2 separate regions of the Homo sapiens genome follow, and region 2 is linked to region 1. Evidence: read pairs that join two places in POLR2A ChIA-PET (ENCODE). Cell type or tissue: Caco-2. All regions are shown on one strand. Each heading gives the region's core, and the rest is flanking DNA. Links, peaks and the distances in the headings are about the cores only. Region 1 overlaps BAIAP2-DT (BAIAP2 divergent transcript). Region 2 overlaps GAA (alpha glucosidase).

Region 1 (9,583 bases), core at 439-8,438:
TAGCCACTTGTCCGCAATCACAGGGACGTTTTATGCCTGTCAAGGGAGCTTCCTCTCTCCTCTTCCTCCCCCTCCCACCTTCTGCCTGGCAGCTTTGCCTTCTCTCCAAGAGAAGGGTCCACCCAATCAGAACTCCTCTTCCTTTTCATTCCTGGATTAAAGCACTTGTAATCAGTAACCAGAAAGTTCCAGAGCGGGAGAGACCGGAAGGCACTGGAGTGCTATCGGACGGGTGTCTGGGGCAGAGCCAGGAGGGCGAGCCTCTTCTCTCCCCGCCTGCCCTTGCTCACTTCCCCCTCCATGCCAGGTGCTGTGGGAGCAGCTGGGCCTGGCCGGGGTCGGCGGGTGAAGCTATCCGCATGGTGTCTGGAGCACCGTTTCTTTGCTTCCTGGATGGGCTGGATGGGCTCCCGTGTTCTTCACCAATGGCAGCGTTACCAGCACCAATGGCAGCGTTACCAGCAAGAAGGCAAAGGCAGGAGCACATCGAGGGTGGGAGCCAGGGCTGTGGGGTCAGGAGTCCCGCTCCTTGCCGCGGGAAGCCTGGCTCAGCCACCTCCAGCACACTTCGGCTTTGTCCAGCATAAAAGGCAGAGCGACGTTTTCACTGCAGGCTGTTTCCCACCAGGGCAAGTGGGACAGGGCGAGTGCTGACGTCTGCAGGCATGGTGTGCATTTAGGGGTGGGCGGCACCGAGGGGGCATCATTTGGCATAGGCGGGCCCGGGGGCCACTGGGCTAGATGACTGGCTGGTTGCTGGGGGCAGGTGTCACAGCCTCTCTGAGCACCCTCTAAGTGGAGGACAGAACATTGTTGGGAGGAGTCCAGGCATAAAGTGACATAAACAGCGCAGAGAATGGGACCAGCGCACCTGAGAGGTGATCATTAGCCTCAGCAACTGGATGGGACATTCCGAAGAGCTCCCAGCCAACACAGATGGTCACTCCAGAGGCTGACATTTAAAAGGAAGGGGCCCGGCCGGGCACAGTGGCTCACGCCTGTAATCACAACACTTTGGGAGGCTGAGGCGGGCAGATCAACTGGGGTCAGGAGTTCAAAACCAGCCTGGCCAACATGGTGAAACCGCATCTCTGCTGAAAATACAAAAAATTAGCCAGGCATGGTGGTGGGCACCTGTAATCCCAGCTACTCAGGAGGCTGAGGTAGGAGGATCGCTTGAACCCAGGAAGTAGAGGTTGCAGTGAGCCGAGATTGTGCCATTGCACTCCAGCCTGGGCGACAAGCGAAACTTCGTCTCAAAATAAATAAAAGTAAGGGGCACAGGGAGGGGGCCCCAGCTCGTGCCCCTTCTGTGTGGGCTGCACATGGTGACTTCCTTCCAGAGAGCACAGAGTGGGAGGTAGGCAAGGCGTCTCCACAGTGGAGAGCCCGACCCACTGTCTCAGCCCAGAGGTCAAGGCTGGCACCATCACCGAGAGGTCACACGGGCAGATGTGACAGGGCGCTTCACCACTGGGCTCTTCCTCCCAGACCCATAACCCTTGTCTTAGTATTAGAAAAACACTGGCAGACCGGGCGCAGTGGCTTACACCTGTAATCGCAGCATTTTGGGAGGCCGAGGTGGGAAGATTGTTCAAGAGCAGTCTGGGCAACATGGTGAGACCCCATCTCTACAAAAAAAATTTTTTTTTTAATTAGCCAGGCGTGATGGCACATGCCTGTGGTCCTAGCCACTAGAGGCTGAGGTGGGAGGATCACTGGAGCCCAGGAGGTCAAGGCTGCAGTGAGCTGTGATCACACCACTGCACTCCAGCCTTGGCGACAAACCAAGACCCTGTCTCGAAAAGAAAAGAAAAGAAACATTAGGCAAATCCCAACAGGGGGACACTCTACAGAAAAACCGACCAGCCCTCCTGAAAACTTCCCAAGTCATCAAAACCAAGGAAAGTGGGCTGGGCGCGGTGGCTCACACCTTAATCCCAGCACTTTGGAAGGCTGAGGCGGGCAGATCACAAGGTCAGGAGTTTGAGACCAGCCTAGCCAACATGGTGAAATCTCATCTCTAAAAATACAAAAATTAGCCGGGCGTGGTGGCAGGCGCCTGTAGTCCCAGCTACTCGGGAGGCTGAGGCAGGAGAATTGCTTGAACCCAGGAGGCGGGGGTTGCAGTGAGCTGAGATGATGCCACTGCATTCTGGCCTGGGTGACAGAATGAGACTCTGTCTCAAAATAAAAAAAACCAAAAACCAAAAAACAACCAAGCAAAGTCTGAGAAACTGTCACAGCCTAGAGGAACCTGGAGACAGCTGATCCCTAAATGTCACGTGGGATCCTGGGTGGGGTCCTGGGAGAGAAAGAAGACATTGGAGGGAAACTGAGGAAATATGAATAAAGTATGGGCTTTAGTTAATAATAATGTAGCAGCATTGATTCATTGATCATCATAAACACATGTACTGATGCAAGATGTCACCAAAGGGAAAACTGGGCTGGGGGGATGGGGGGGTGGCGGTATCTTTGTAACAATTGCATGAATGAAAAATGTGCTAGAGTTAAGGTTGTCATGGGAATGGGCAGTGATCTTGCACAGGCCTCCAGTTTTACCTGCAGGAGTCCGAAGGCGTCACCTGTGCCTCACCCTGGAATCTCGTCCTGGCCCCCAGGTCCCCACTCTGTCCACCTTGGGGTCAGTGGATGGAGCTGTTGCCCCTGTGGTCTGCTGCTGCTGATCACAGAGAGCCCCAGGGGGCCAGCACCCTGTGGAGTGGCCCCTTATCCCGAGGACAGGCACGTGGGCCCGCCCCCCACCTCGCCCCCTCCCCCGTCTGTGGCTGCGGCTGGACTGCCCGCAGTGGAGCTGGGGCTGTGAGGCGCGAGGGTCCTGCTGACGGCTCAGCCCTTCTGCCACCCCAGACGTGGTTCTCACCTGGCCTCCTTGGCAGATGGTGCCTTGGGTTTGCTGCCCACAACCCAGCGTGGCTCATGGCTGTCCTGCAGCCATAGTGTTGGCCAGACTTCTGGCCATAGCCAGGGAGATGCATTGCTGCCCATCCGGGCATCTGATGTCCCCTCTCTCCTCTCGCAGAGAGTACGTGGCCCGTGATGGGGAGGAAGTTCTGGAGGACAGGATGAGGCCACTGTCTCTAAGGCAGGGAGACCCTGCCTGCTCTGAGCAACACATGGGCAGAGGAGTGTGGGCATGGCCTCTCGGGCCCTTCCTGACCCTGTGTTGCCGTGGTCCAGCCTCAGCCCTCAAAGTGAGGCGGCCTACAGACAGAGCTTCCCTACAGACCAGGCCAGAAAGGCCAGAGGGGCTTCCTTCTGAGGGTGGTGGGGACAGACGACATGTGGCCTCCCTCCAGAGCCTGCCCTGGCGGGGGTGGGCGGGGAGAGGTTCCCCAGCAACAAGCCCCCTTATATAATCCAGCTCACATCGCGTGGCGTGACTCCAGGTGCCTGTGGGAGGCAGTGCGGGGGTGAGCACCGGGGCGCAAGTGAGTCTCAGAGTTTCGCTCCGTGCTCCTCCCCCCCTTGCTATATGTCAGCGTCATCCGGAGCCTGCCAGCCCGGTCACCCACTTGCTTATTAGAATACATTAGCTGACAATGTGGATTTAAATAACTCGGGCAGGTGACAGCCTGAAGCGCACCCAGCGTAGCTGGGCTCTCCTGCACTGGCCCAGGTGAGGCTGGGGTCTGGGGCCGGAGGAAGGACACATGTGGCGCCGGGACGAACTGGCCGAGCTGGCCGCTTCAGCCACACGTCTGGAGCTGGGCAGGGTGGAGGGGGAGGAGGGACACGGGTGCCCACAACGCAGCACCACCCCGGGCAGGAGTGGGAGCCCGCCCCAGTCCCAGGCCCACTCGCCATCTTCTGAACCCAGCATGGGGTGAGAGTGGCCAGTGACTGGGTGAGCAGGAAGACGGACCTGTGTGAGGACACTGAGCACTGGCCCCTCCTGGCACTGGGGGCCGTACTCGGCTCAACCTCCCTGAGCAAAGACGAAGAAAGACGAACTTTGCTTAACGCTCAGTATAATTAGTCTTCATTTACCGCCTGAAACGTTGTCTTTGTTTTCTTATCACTCTGCTTCTTAAATGACTTAAACTGCCTTGAAAGTGATCTGAAAGGTATTTCTGGATGGGAGCGGAGGGAATCTGTTCTTCAGAATCTGAAATTGGAGGACACCTGGAAAACAAGACCTCAGTGTGTTCCCGCAGGTCCCTGCAGACAGGAGACAGCAGAGCTGTACCTGCGGGTGCCGCTTCGCATGCCGTCAGGGAGGACCCAGACGTCTCCATGCTGCTGGGCGCCGCGCAGATGGCTTCCCTGCCCGGGGCTGGCTGCTTCTAATTTCAGCTGCTGGAGGCTCCGCGCTCTCACTCTTGCTCGCGCTCTCTCTCTCTCTCTTTTATTCCATGTTTATTTAAAGCCAGATTTTGAAATGTTGTCTTCAGCCCTAAAATCTCACTTTATCTTCTTGCAGCAGATCCTATAAAACCCCACTTAGGTGCCTAGAGGGTGGGGGACTTCGAGGACAGAGTTTCCCTGGCCCGCTGCCTGACACTGTCTCCGTAAACATTCCGATGACTGGTCAGTGTTTTCCCAGTGGAGCAGCCCAGTGTCACGTCCACCCAGACGGAATACAGACGAGCCGGGTGGACGTCGTGAGTCCAGATACACGAGAGAGAGCATGGCCTCCCCAGTGACATGCAGGAAGCACGCCTGCCCCGGTGCTCGGAGTTGAACTTAGGCAGGGGAGTCTGAGGCTGCCCTGCCGTCTCCTGTCTGGGGTCGTGATGCAGTGGGGCCTGTCATGAGTGGTCCAGACGTGTACCCCCGGAGGTGGAACAGTGACAGCCTCAGGTGCCCTGGTGCCTCCTCCTTCCCGGCTCTTCCTGGCACTCTGCTTCCTTCTCCTAACCTGAGAGCCACACGCTATTTCTTCTTGTCCATCTAGAAACCAAGGACATCTGGAAGGGGTCTTCCACCTTAGACCCTAACAGGGGAAGTGCAACGCAGCTTTCTGGCCGCGCTGACCCGACAGGGCTGCTCCGATGGGGAAGCGTGGCCACTCGCACAGATGTTCATTTGCACAGCATCAGACCACACAGCAGCTGGGGCCCTTTGTCCCACCGGCCATGGGAGCCCACAGTCAGCCCGTGTGCATGGTAGGTGCTCCAGAAATATGAGGTCCCTTTCTCTTTGATGAGACGTAACTACCCTCATGTCCCTCTATGGCTCGCCTCAGAATGTGCTAGAAGAGCTTTGATGAAAGGGGGATGTCTTGATGAACTGCACAGGGTGAAGGCAAAACTGGCCGAGGGGCCAGGCTGGATGTGTAGCGGGGAGGACACCTGCAGGAATGGAGTTTACCTAAATAGGTGCTCCTGGAGCCAGTAGTGCTAAGGAAGGAGCTCCCTGGCTTATCGTGCGCAGAGCCGCAGCGCCCCAGCCCAGCCACGGAGCCACACAGCTGCCTCTGGCTAGGGGCTAGGAGGCGGGCAGGGTGGGACGCAGCCGGGGGCAGTTGCCCCAGGGCTGGCTAGAGATGGCGGCCGTGGCCAAGCCAGTCTCCAGCCGACTTAACGCCAGAGCTACCGGGGCCCAGAGGAGGCGTGGCTGTGTTTCCAGTGAGAGCCAAGCAGTTTTCCAAAGAGCGCCGCAAGCTACTGCCAGGGCCTTTATGTTCTAAAGATGTGCGGAGCGTGTCTCAGTGGCTTCGCCGGCATACTTGGCCAGAAAGTAACATGATTTCGAGAAAACATGATTTGAGTGTTAAGCTCGAGAATATCATTTCCCCCAGCAAGTTCTTTTTCTTCTCACAAAGTTGGAAGACACAGAAATCTTTGTAGAGGTTCATGGAAAACTTTAGCTGTTTCCTAGCTGCCCAGATGAAAAGAATATTCCATCCACTGGGGGAAAACAATTACTCTAAACAGATTCGGGTGGCATTTTACCCCTCGTCCAACTGGCTGCACGTGACCTTTGCCGGCGTGGCTCCAATGCCCAGAGACGAGGCTGGTGTGAAGAGCTGGCTGCTGATCCCTGGAATCTGCCGCTAATTCTCACTCAGATTTTGAGATTTTCTCTGCGGCTGCAGGAGCCAACAGAGTCCTTTGTGCGGCCTCAGGACTCGGCTTTCAGAGGCCCTGGAGCCAGTGGTGTTGGATTCAGCCGTAATTCTTCATTCTTTGGCTCAAGGGAAAACCTTGATTCTGCACAGGATTGCAAAAGCCGAGGCACTCCAGCTAGGACACGGCGTCATTGGAGTGCCCTGGTGCGTTCCAAGGAAAGTTGAGTTGGTGATTTCCAAGTGGTTTTGGGCAGGGCAGGGTCTCCAAAAGGCTGGAGGTGCTGGAGGAGAGGCTGGGTTAGCTTGGCTGGAAGGGGCCCTGCCCTTGTTGCGTCAAGCCTGGGAGACTGGACTTGGGACTCAGGTGCATTTGGAGTTTTTTTGTTGTGTTTTTTGTTTTGTTTTGTTTTGAGACGGGGTCTTGCTCTGTCGCCCAGGCTGGAGTGCAGTGGCACGATCTTGGCTCACTGCAAACTCTGTCTCCCGGGTTCAAGCGATTCTCCTGCCTCAGCCTCCTGAGTAGCTGGGACTACAGGCGCCTGCCACCATGCCTGGCTAATTTTTTTGTATTTTTAGTAGAGACGGGGTTTCACCATGTGAGCCAGGATGGTCTTGATCTCCTGACCTCGTGATCCGCCCGCCTCGGCCTCCCAGAGTGCTGGGATTACAGGCATGAGCCACTGCACCCGGCCGGAGTTGTTTGTTTTGAGACAGGCTCTCTCTCTGTCGCTCAGGCTAGAGGACAGTGGTTAGATCTTGGATCACTGTAGCCTTGAACTCTTGGGTTCAAGGGATCTTCCCACCTCAGTCTCCTGAGTAGTTGGGACTACAGATGCGCGCCACCACGCCTGGCTAGGTTTTGTGTTTTTGTAGAGATGGGGTCTCGCTATGTTGCCCAGGCTGGTCTCAAACTCCTGGACTTAAGTGATCTGCCTTCCTTGGCCTCCCATCATGCTGGGATTACAGGCATGAGCCACGGTGTTGGCTGCATTTGGGTTTTATATATTTTTATTTATTTATTTATTTTGAGAGACAGTCTTGCTCTGTCGCCCACGCTAGAATGCAGTGGCACGATCTTGGCTCACTGCAACCTTTGCCTCCCAGGTTCAAGCGATTCCCCTGCCTCGGCCTCCCAAGTAGCTGGGATTACAGGTGCCCGCCACCACACACAGCTAATTTTTGTATTTTTAGTAGAGGCGGCGTTTCACCATGTTGGCCAGGCTGGTCTTGAACTCCTGACCCCAGGCGATCTGCCCAACTCGGCCTCCCAAAGTGCTGGGATTACAGGCGTGAGCCACCACGCCCAGCCGCATTTGGATTTTATAATAAGCTTTGCTGTGCAGGAGAAGTGGTCCCTGGCATCCCAGCCCCCTGGCCTGACGAGGTTGGAGGGCTCCTTGGGCCCCCACCACTCTGCTGCAGCCAGGGTGGGTGCAGGGCTGGGAGGGTGAGCCACGAACTTGACATCGGTGACCTTCACTGCCACCTGGTGGACAGCCTGGGAGTGGTAGCTGGTGGGCTGCGCGGCGGAAGGGGTGCAGTGTCCCGGACGAAGACGGCTGAGCATTGTGGAGACCAGCATAGAGAGGCCACAGCAAGTGGGGTGTGACATCAGGGACAAGGGAGAGGTCACAGACTCGGATAGTGGCCGTCCTGTGCTGGCCCCTGCATCTGGGTGGTTGGCAGGTGGAGCACCAAGATACAGGGTTGATAGGACTAGGCTGGAATCCTGGACTCTCTCTGATCCCGGCAAAGTCACAGAAGCTTCTCCTGTCCTGTCGCTGGTCTTTGGAAGGGAGGAGTGACACCCTCCTCCTGGGCTGGCGCGGGGAAGAGAAGCTCCCGCGTGTGAAACAGCTCCACCACCAAGCGCCTGCAGACGAGCGGTGTGTTCCGCCTGGAACCTGCCGAGGGAACGTGTGGGGAAGGTGTGGCCGCCCTGGGAGGCTCAGCTCTGCAGGAAATTCGCTCCTTCTGATGTGCGTTTCAAACGGCCCTACGACATCTTTTTCTTAAATTGAGGTAAAATTCACATAACATAAAATTACCCATTTTAAAGTGTTCTGTTCAGTCCAATGTGGTGCCATTCAGCACATTCATGATGTACAGTGGCAACTCCACCTTGTTCCAAAACATTTTTTGAGATGGAGTCTTGCTCTGTCGCCCAGGCTGGAGTGCAGTGGCGCGATCTTGGCTCCCTGCAACCTCCACCTCCTGGGTTCAAGCGATTCTCCTGCCTCAGCCTCCCGAGTAGCTGGGATTACAGGTGCCTGCCGTCACGCCCACTAATTTTTGTATTTTTAGCAGAGACAGGGTTTCGCGACGTTGGCCAGGCTGGTCTCGAACTCCTGACCTCAGGTGATCCACCCGCCTCAGCTTCCCAAAGTTCTGGGATTACAGACATGAGCCACCGTGCCCGGCCCCCAAAACATTTTCATCACCCCAAAAGGAAACCCCAGCCACTGGCAATCACTGGCTCTTCCCTGGCCCTAGTGGCCCCTCCCCCGCCCTGGTGGCCCCTCCCCCACCCTGGTGGCCCCTCCCCCGCCCTGGTGGCCCCTCCCCTGCCCTGGTGGCCCCTCCCCCACCCTGGTGGCCCCTCCCCCGCCCTGGTGGCCCCTCCCCCGCCCTGGTGGCCACTCCCCCGCCCTGGTGGCCCCTCCCCCGCCCTGGTGGCCCCTCCCCCGCCCTGGTGGCCCCTCCCCCACCCTGGTGGCCCCTCCCCCGCCCTGGTGGCCACTCCCCCGCCCTGGTGGTCCCTCCCCCGCCCTGGTGGTCCCTTCCCTGCCCTGGTGGCCGCTCCCCCGCCCTGGTGGTCCCTCCCCTGCATCTGTCCTTGGGCACTGGCCCATTGGACATTTCGTGGGACTGGAACCACACAGTATGTGGCTTCTTCCACTGAGCATGATGTCCTTGGGTTCATCCACGCTGTGGCCTGTATCAGAACTTCCCGCCTGTTGATGGCTGGATAGCTCCCCATGGGAGGGATGTCTGACATTTGGTTTCTCAATTTGGCAGTGGATGGATACTTGCTTGGGTCTGTACCTAGGAGTGGAGTTGCTGGTTCTTATGGAAATTCCATGTTTAGCTTTTTGGGAAACTGTCAAACTGGTTTCCACAGCGGCTGCAGCATTTTACCTCCCTGCCAGCCAGGGTACAGTTCCTCACAGCTTCACCACACTGGTTTTCTGTTTTTTGTTTTTGTTTTTTTAATTCTAGCCATCCTGAAGGTGTGAGGCAGATCTCCTGGTGGTTTTGTTTGTTTGTTTTTCAGACAGAGTCTCGCTCTGTCGCCCACGCTGGAGTGCAGTACTGCGATCTTGGCTCACTGCAACCTCTGCCTCCTGGGTTCAAGCGATTCTTATACCTCAGCCTCCAGAGTAGCTGGGATTATAGGTGCCCACCACCATGCCCGGCTAATTTTTGTATTTTTAGTAGAGATGGAGTTTCACCATGTTGGCTAGGCTGGTCTTGAACTCCTGACCTCAGGTGATCCACCCACCTCGGCCTCCCAAAGTGCTGGGAATACAGACGTGAGCCACTGCG
Region 2 (8,000 bases), core at 1-8,000, 910 kb after region 1:
TAAATGGTGTCTTTCTGCTTCAAAATATTTCTTGCAAAATACATTTCTTGGAGTGATGTCAGTGAAGATGGTGGAGTAAGCCCCTCTCAAGATCCTCTCCTCTGTGAAAACAGGAACATCGGCAAAAATGGTCAGAGTTGACATTTTTAGGACTCTTGAAACTAACCAAGGGTTTGCAGCCATCTGGGGAGCATGTATTTAACAAAATGGCTGAATCTTTGTAAGAACAGCAAGAATCCTTGGCCTAGCTAAGTGTTGACGGTGCTCCCCACCTCGCCCCAGCAAAGGCTGGGAGACTCACGGATGCCATCTGTGAAGGATATCTGACCAATTATTGGCTGTCCACTAAGCTAGTCAAGCAGAGACTTTGGTGGCCACACACAATGAAGAACACAGACCTTATGGAATTAGCTCAAGAAAGTCACAAAACAATCAGCAATAGCAACGAGACCTGAGGGGGATGGGGAATCTGATGACCACAGCAGCTGCGTTTAAAATGTCCAGTCTGAAACAAAAATGTATGAGACACGCAAAGAAACAAGAAAGTATGGCCCACAGATGGGGGGACAGTAGTTAATAAAAATTGTCCCTAGAGAAGCCCAGACATTGGACTTACTAGACAAAGAGTTTACGTCAGCTACTTTAAATGTGTTCAAAGAGCTCAGCGAAACCGTGTCTGAAGAACTAAAGGAAAGTGTGAGAACATGACTCACCAGATAGGGAATATCCTTAACGAGAGAAACGTAAAGGAATGAAACAGAAATTCTGGAGTTGAAAAGAGAGCAACTAAAATGAGAAGTTCACTAGAGGGGCTCAACAGCAGATGAGAACTGGTGGAAAAAAGAATCAGTGACCTTGAAGACAGGGCAGTCAGACTAAGCAGTCTGAAGAACAGAAAGAAAACACAACGAGGAAGGAGTCAACAGAGCTGCAAAGACCCCTGGGCACCGTCAAGCATACCAATGTGTGGAACGGAAGTCCCAGAGTAGAAGACAGAAAGGGGCAGAAAAAATATTTTATGAAGTAATGGCTGAAAAACCGCCCAAGTTTGATGAAAAACATCAATGCATACGTCCAAGAAGCTCAACAAACTCCCAGTAAGATAAACTCAGAGATCTACACCTAGACACACCATCGGGACTTCAAAGGCCAAAGACAGAGAATCTGGGAAGAGGCAAGACAGAAGCTACTCAGCAGAAACCACGGAGGCCATGGGCTGACAAGTTCAAAGTGTTCAGAGAAACGACCGCCAGTCAAGAACCCTACGTTGAGCAGAACTTTCAAAAAATGAAGGAGAAATTAAGAGACTCTGAAGTCAACAAAAACTGAGAGAATTCATCACTAGCAGAACTGCCCTACAATAAATACTAAAGGGAGTCCTTCTGCTGTAAATGAAAGATGTTAGACAAGAAGTCAAAGCCACATGAAGAAATAAAACCATGGGTAAAGGTAACTACATCAGTAAATATAAAAGGCAGACAGTGTGTATGTACTTTTTGTTTGTAACCCATTTTTCCCTCCTATTTGACTTAAAAGATAATTGAATAAGGCGGTCATTATAAATCTGCGTGGATGGGCTCATCATGGATACAGACGTGTAACAGCACAGAGGAACGAGAGGCAATGGAAACCACATAGAAGCAAAGCTTTTTTATGCTATTGAAAGCAAGTTGGCATCAGTTCCAACGAGGCTAAAATTAAGATGTTAATTGTAATCCCTAGGGCAACCACTAAAAAAAAAAAAAAAAAAGTGTAGTGACAGAAACAACAAGGTCATTAAAATAGTAATTAAAACACAAATTGCGTTTCTTGGATTTCCGGGTGAAGAATGTGTGGATACCATTCGTATCTCCTGTTTTGCAAACAGTGTTCCTCCAATTTGGTTCTTAGTCTTGGTCTTACCAACGTATGAGTTCTCTACCTATTAGGAAGAGTAGCTATTTGCTGTTTTATTGACAATGCCTTCTCTGCTGTTACAGTCCATGTTCAGAGCAGTTTTAATCTTTTTGTGTTTATATTCAGAGATTTACATTTTTTTTTCTGCTATGGTCAAATAAAGTTCACCTTTTTTTTTTTTTTTTCTCTAAATGAAACCTTTCCCCAGAGATACACATTCACTTATCTTTTCCTGTGGAGTCTTTCACAGCTTGGTTTTTTTTTTTTGAGATGGAGTCACACAGGCTGGAGTACAGTGGCGCGATCTCGGCTCACTGCAATCTCCTCCTCCCAGGTTCAAGGGATTCTCTGGCCTCAGCCTCCTGAGTAGCAGGGACTACAGGCGCCCACCACCATGCACGGCTAATTTTTGTATTTTTAGTAGAGATGGGTTTCACCATGTTGGCCAGGCTGGCCTCGAACTCTTGACCTCAGGTGATCCACTCGCCTCAGCCTCCCAAAGTTCTGGGATTACAGGCGTTAGCCACCGTGCCTGGCCTCCACAGCTTGATTTTTGACATTAACTATTTAATTTATCTGGAACTTATGTTTCTATGGTATGCAAGAAAAATAAATTGACTTCTGCAAATAGTTAACTAATCACCTCACTCTCTGGGAATCCTCCCTCAACACACTGATGTGCAGGGCTGTTGTTAGGAACTCCTCGTGTGTACTACGGCCTGTCTGGGGGATATTACTGGGTTTTCTTGCTGCCCTTCCCCCTTAAGCCAGGCCCAAATGTTGTCTCACTCAGCGGCAACCTGCTGGGTCCTGGGGAACACAGCCCACAGCAGGACAGGGCTGCCTGGGAGTTACGTGCCCCTCCCCCAGGGCACACATGGGCCACCGCCCCTGCCTAGGTCACTCACTCCAGGAAGAGGGGCCGGGCCACGGTCTCCCCCGCGACGTGGGCCTGGTGGAACAGTGTGTAGAGGTGGGGGAGGAGTGCGTAGCGCAGGGTGAGGGCCTTCCTCATGGCCTGCTGGGCCGGCTCGCTGAAGCTGTACGGCTCCTGGGGCTGCAGGGCAGGCGGGGGCAAAGGAAGCACTTGGGTGCTGGGGCCGCGGTCCCCTGGAGTCCCCGCCTCGGGAGAGCTGCACTTCTCAGCCACCCAGCATGGGGTGCTTCTCCAGCAGGGGTGGGATTCCCAGGGGAGAGTCTTGGGTGGGTGGGATCGCCCACCTGCCATGCCGCCACCCCCACCCTACCAGACTGAGCAGGCTGTTGTGGTTCCGCATGAAGGGGTAGAAGGCCCCCAGCTGGGTCCAGCGCACACACAGCTCCTCTGAGGTGTTGCCCAGGAAGCCGCAGACGTCGGCCCCGACCAGAGGCACCCCCAGCAGGTTAAACTGCAGGATTTCTGGGAGGGCAGAGTCAGGCTGGTCCTCAGGCTGCTGCAGCAGAGCCAGCTCAGGCCAAGTGACCCAGAGCCCCACCTGCTAAGTGGGTGGGGGGCCCCGGCAAGCCTCCCATAGAGGCCCCCGGCTCTACTCTGCTGAGCAGCCCCTCCTGGTAGGAGCTCACCTGGCACGGAGGAGGCGAGCTGCTCCCAGGAGCTCCACACGTCCCCCGTCCAGTGGCCGGCGTATCGGCCGTGGCCAGCAAAGGTCGAGCGGGAGATCACAAATGGGCGTGTCCCCCGAGCCTTCACCAGCGCCCTGGGGTGGTGGGGGACACCGTGAGGGCTGTGTGGAGCGGGGTCACTCGGGAACCCTGTCACCAGCAGGGCAGAGCTGGGAGCAAGGAGCTTTCTGGGATGAGGCAGAGGCTGGGGAGGAGGACGGCGAGGCTACTGCCCATGTCTGCGGGCACAGTTGCCTCTGTCTGGGCCACCTGATGCCTGTAGGTGAGCCAGGACCCCCCCCAGCCTCACAGGAGTCATGAGGTCCCCGCTGATGCAGACTCCTGTCAGCATCCAGGGTCCTTCCTCTCCAAGCCCCAGGCATGAAGTGGGAAGGAGCGCTCCAGCTTCAGGCTGGGGTGCAGGCAGCGGGTGGGGAGAGCACTCGGGCCGCCAGCGGGCCCCGGGTGGTCTGGGCCTCCGCTTTTCCTCCTCCCTGAGGCCCTGCAGAGGCCCCAACCTTGTAGGACAGGCTGTGAGGGCAGAGCCCAGTGGGGCGGGACGTGGCCCTCACCTGTGGGAGGCGATGGCTTCGGTCAGGCCGTAGAGGTTGTGCAGGTTGTAGTGTGTGGAGAGAAACTGGTGGCTGGAGGCACAGATGGTGGCCGCCTGGAGGGTCCCCCCAACCACCCCTGGAAGAGGCGGGGGCTGGTTTCCAGGGAGCTTCCTCCCGGCAGGCTCCAAGGTGCCCTCCCTGCCCCCCACCTCCCAGGAGCCCCTGTGCAGGTCGCTGCCTCTTCAGGCTGGCCCTGGAGGTGCACCTGCAGCCGCTCCCCACGCCTCTGTGGGGCTGGCGTTACCCGGGAACCTGGGTAATCATCTCCACTGCTTCTAAGACAGGGCTGGGCGGGTGCTGGAGCCTGGGCTCTGCAGACCCCCAGACTTCACATCCACCGTCTCTTGGCCCATTTCAAGCACTCCCCTGCCTGTTTACCTAAGCCCAAAACCCCATCCTCTCACTGATTCTTTGCTGGGCCAAACTATAGCCTCAGGCCCCCAAACCTTCTCCCAGGCCCATCCTTGTACTTCCTTGTAAAACCCAGTTTCTGCCATTCCTGCTAAGACAGTTTGGCGAGAAGCCCCAACCTCCACCACCCCTCAGGCGATGTCTGGTCACCCTGGCCTGCCTTCAGCAAGAATCCTGCTGGGTCAGTTCAGCCAGAATCCCCCTGACCCCCATGCTTCTTCTTGGTAATTCCTGCCTCTGAGCCCACCCTGCTCCCTGGCTAGAAATCCACTTGCCCGTGCTGCATTCGAGTTGGGCCTGACCTCTCCCCACGGGTGGGTAGGTCTCCGCTGCATGGTCCCTGCGCCTATCGAGACGGCTCTGAGTCGAGTCGGCCTCACTGTGCTCTGGCAAGCACCTGTGAGCGGCGTCTCCTCCGGCAGGGCCTGTGCCTCTGCACCCACCCTGTCTGCACTGCTTGGCTGAGTCTCCCAGCCTGAGCCTTTCTCCTGGGGATCCCCCCCCCGCCCCTTTCCCCGCTGGCCCATCTGCTTCTCAGAGATGAGGGTGCTAAGTCTCCCAGGCCAGACAAGGGAGTCTCTGATTTGATTAAGTCCCCAGGGTAGGTGGGGGGCGAGCTGACCAGGCACGTAGGGTGGGTTCTCCAGCTCATTGTTGGGGCAGCCGTCCTCAGAGCCCCTGATGAAGTTGGAAGGCTCGTTCATGTCCTGCAAGAGAAGCGCTGCTGGTAGGTGACTCTGCCCAGAGTGAGGAGGGTGGGGTAGTCCCCAGAGGCCTTGGGGATGCTCAGGAGGGGGCCACACTTACAATCCACATGCCGTCGAAGGGCACCTGGTCATGGAACTCAGCCACCATGTCCTCCCACCAGGCCAGGGCTGTGGGGTTGGTGAAGTCGGGGAAGGCAGTGGACCCGGGCCATACCTGGACAACGAGAGGCTGCAGTGGGGAGACCCGGCCCCACCCAGGGCCTGCATGGAAGCCCCACTGAGCCTCAGCCTGAGCAGAGGGGCAGCCTCACTCTTAGTGGACGCCCACATTTGCAAATCTGAGAGACCTGCACCCTGGAGGTCAATGAGCAGCTCTTTCTCCACAAGGCACTGATGCGGGGCCAAGGGGCCTCAACCCTGGGAAAACGAGGGGTCACCCCCAACACGTCCACCCAGGGGCTGGGCTGCAGAACCAGAGAGCGTCAGGGAGAAGGGCAGCGGAGACGGCCCCGTGCAAGCCCTGCCAGGCAGCCTCACATCCGCACCAGACCCTCCCTAGCTGCTCCCTCAGCGGGGGCCCTGCCTGGAGGCCCCTGGGGGGCTGGGAGGACAAGGAGGACCCTAAGGCCTCACTGAGGGTCTGCAGGGCTTGTGCCTGGGCCAGGCCCAGCTGCCCATGAAGTCAAAGGCCTGCTGATGGAAGAACTCACGGGGCCATTCCTTGTAGGAGCCACCATCGTCACGGGCCACTGTGGCCCATTCCTCTCAGCTGTCCCACTGGGCGTGATGGCTCCTCAAATCCCACCGTCTTCCTGAGCAGCTGCCGGCTCCCCCTGGCTGGAGGCCTCTGCTTTCTAACCCCCGTCCCCTGGACCCTCGCCCTACCTTCCCAATCAGCGGCTGGCCGGTCTCGTTGGTGATGAAAACCCCCCTCCGCAGACCCTCGTCGTAGGGCCTGTAGCTCCCGGCAGGGCCCGAGCTGCTGATGGCAGGATCCTGGGAAGAGGGAAACCTGTCAAGGTGAGGGTGGCCCAGAGCCCTGGCGCCAGCCACGGGGAAAACTGAGACAGTGAGAGGATGAGGCTGGGGATGACATCATGCGTGTGTACAGCATGCCTGCCTGTGTACCTGCACATGCCTGCACACGCCTGCCTGGAGAGGAGCCAGGGCCGGGCGAGTCAGGACCAGCTGGCTGATGAGGGGCGCGCCGGAATGGAAGCTTTACCTTTACCTTTTCTTTAAACCTCTAGAGTTTCCCAAGTGTTCTACAGTAATCACTTTTCTTTTATAATTAAAAAAATGTGAGAAAGAAAAAAGTCTGTGTTTCCACTCCTGCTCTTAAGGGCTACTACTGTTTGCTGCCTGCAGAAGGCAGGGATGGAAACAGGCAGCATCAGCACAGCCCCACATCTCATCTGTGCTTCCTCTGCTGAAGTGGATCTTCCGGGCAGGAACTGTTGGATCTTTTCAGCTCGCCCTGCCTCCCACCTCCTCCTCTGGCCATCGTGCCGGACACCAGACTCGGGCTGGACCAGCCCCCAAACTGCATCCTTCTGGCTGTGGGACTGGCTCAGGGAAGGGCCTCTTTGTGCTGGGTGACTCAAGAGTCCTGCTTTGGGACTTTTCTATGGGAGCTGATGGGAAGAAGTCTCCGCTCTGTGGTGCCAGCATGAGGGCTGGAAGCTGCCCTCACTCACGCCGTCCTTTCCAGGGATTCAGAGCCGGCCAGAAGGAGAGGCACGGCCAGAAGGCACACGGAGCCTCCACAGTTCCAGCGATACCCATGCCCAGGCCCACCGGGCCCTCCACTTTCCAGGACCAGGTGACATCAGTTTATCATGCCCCTGGCCTTTTGCTTTAAGGCAGTTCAAGTAACCTACATCTGACAGAACCCTGAGTAGCACCCGGCCATTTCTGGGGACCCTCAAACCCGACCTCCCTGGACAGCTGGGGCCAAGCCTGCAAACTTCTTGATATTCCCTCGATATCACAAAGACCCTCAGAAAACATCCTCGGCGACCACACAGGCACGAGGATGACGCTGCACAGAGAAGGAGCCACTGGGCACCGGGCGGCCCCCTTCCCAAAGACCCACAGTGTGGGGGCACACACCACGATCATCATGTAGCGCCGGCCGCCCTGGTGCAGCTCCTGCACCATGGCCGGGAAGTCCCGGAAGCCATCCTTGTTGAACGTGAAGTCCCTCCGGGAGTCCATGTAGTCCAGGTCGTTCCACTGGACGTCCTGCAGCCACAACACGGGACCGTCTGCTGGGGCCTGAGGAGACGCGTCCCGGCCAGCCCCTTGCCTCCCCTGCCACCACCCCAACTCACCAGGGGGAAGTGGGCCCTGGTCATGTTCTCCACCACCTGGCGGGTGATAGCGGTGGAGGAGTAGCCCCAGCGGCACAGGTGGAAGCCCAGGCCCCAGTATGGCGGCATGAACGGGTATCCTGCAGGCCAACGCCGACTTCATGAGGGAGGGAGGAGGGAGCCTTGGGGCGGGGGCCGCGGCCAGGGAGCAGGCCCTACCCACAACGTCCAGGTACTGCTGCACCACGCTCTTGGGCTCTGGGCCCAGGAAGATGTAGACATCCAGGATCCCACCTGTCGACCTCCAGCTAAGGGCAGGGCTCGGCTGCAGGACCACATCTGGAAGGGAAGCAGCTCTGGGGTTGGGGGACAGATTCTTCACTTGGAGGGCTCTGCACCCCACAGATGGGCCAATCACAGGCGGAGAGTTGAGGCTCTCTCCCCACGAGGAGCTCAGA

The links. ChIA-PET counts read pairs that join two places held together with the same protein. Peaks named below come from ENCODE experiments on the same cell type or tissue, not always from the same donor. Only the 100,000 strongest peaks of a DNase experiment are listed, where the experiment ranks them.
Region 2: POLR2A ChIA-PET joins it to region 1 with 9 read pairs; 3 of 35 experiments call an interaction of 5 or more read pairs at or near these places.

What each region holds. Positions count from the first base shown.
Region 1 is chr17:81,021,922-81,031,504 of GRCh38, reverse strand. BAIAP2-DT (BAIAP2 divergent transcript) reads left to right here. Exons shown (of 2, transcript NR_026857.1): 2 at 1-2,372. Among named protein-coding and RNA genes, the nearest start is that of BAIAP2-DT, 8.0 kb to the left of the region's middle. RefSeq lists enhancers at 1-380, 381-989, 7,584-7,643. In Caco-2, for the core only: a CTCF peak has its summit at 7,505 (motif pointing left); a DNase peak (open chromatin) is centred at 7,534.
Region 2 is chr17:80,108,171-80,116,170 of GRCh38, reverse strand. It overlaps GAA (alpha glucosidase), which reads right to left. Exons shown (of 20, transcript NM_000152.5): 6 at 7,762-7,881; 7 at 7,564-7,682; 8 at 7,343-7,474; 9 at 6,116-6,226; 10 at 5,331-5,444; 11 at 5,146-5,230; 12 at 4,071-4,188; 13 at 3,460-3,593; 14 at 3,144-3,295; 15 at 2,805-2,953. Among named protein-coding and RNA genes, the nearest start is that of GAA, 11 kb to the right of the region's middle. RefSeq lists enhancers at 2,843-3,355, 5,385-6,360. In Caco-2, for the core only: no CTCF peak of the experiment used is centred there; a DNase peak (open chromatin) is centred at 4,320.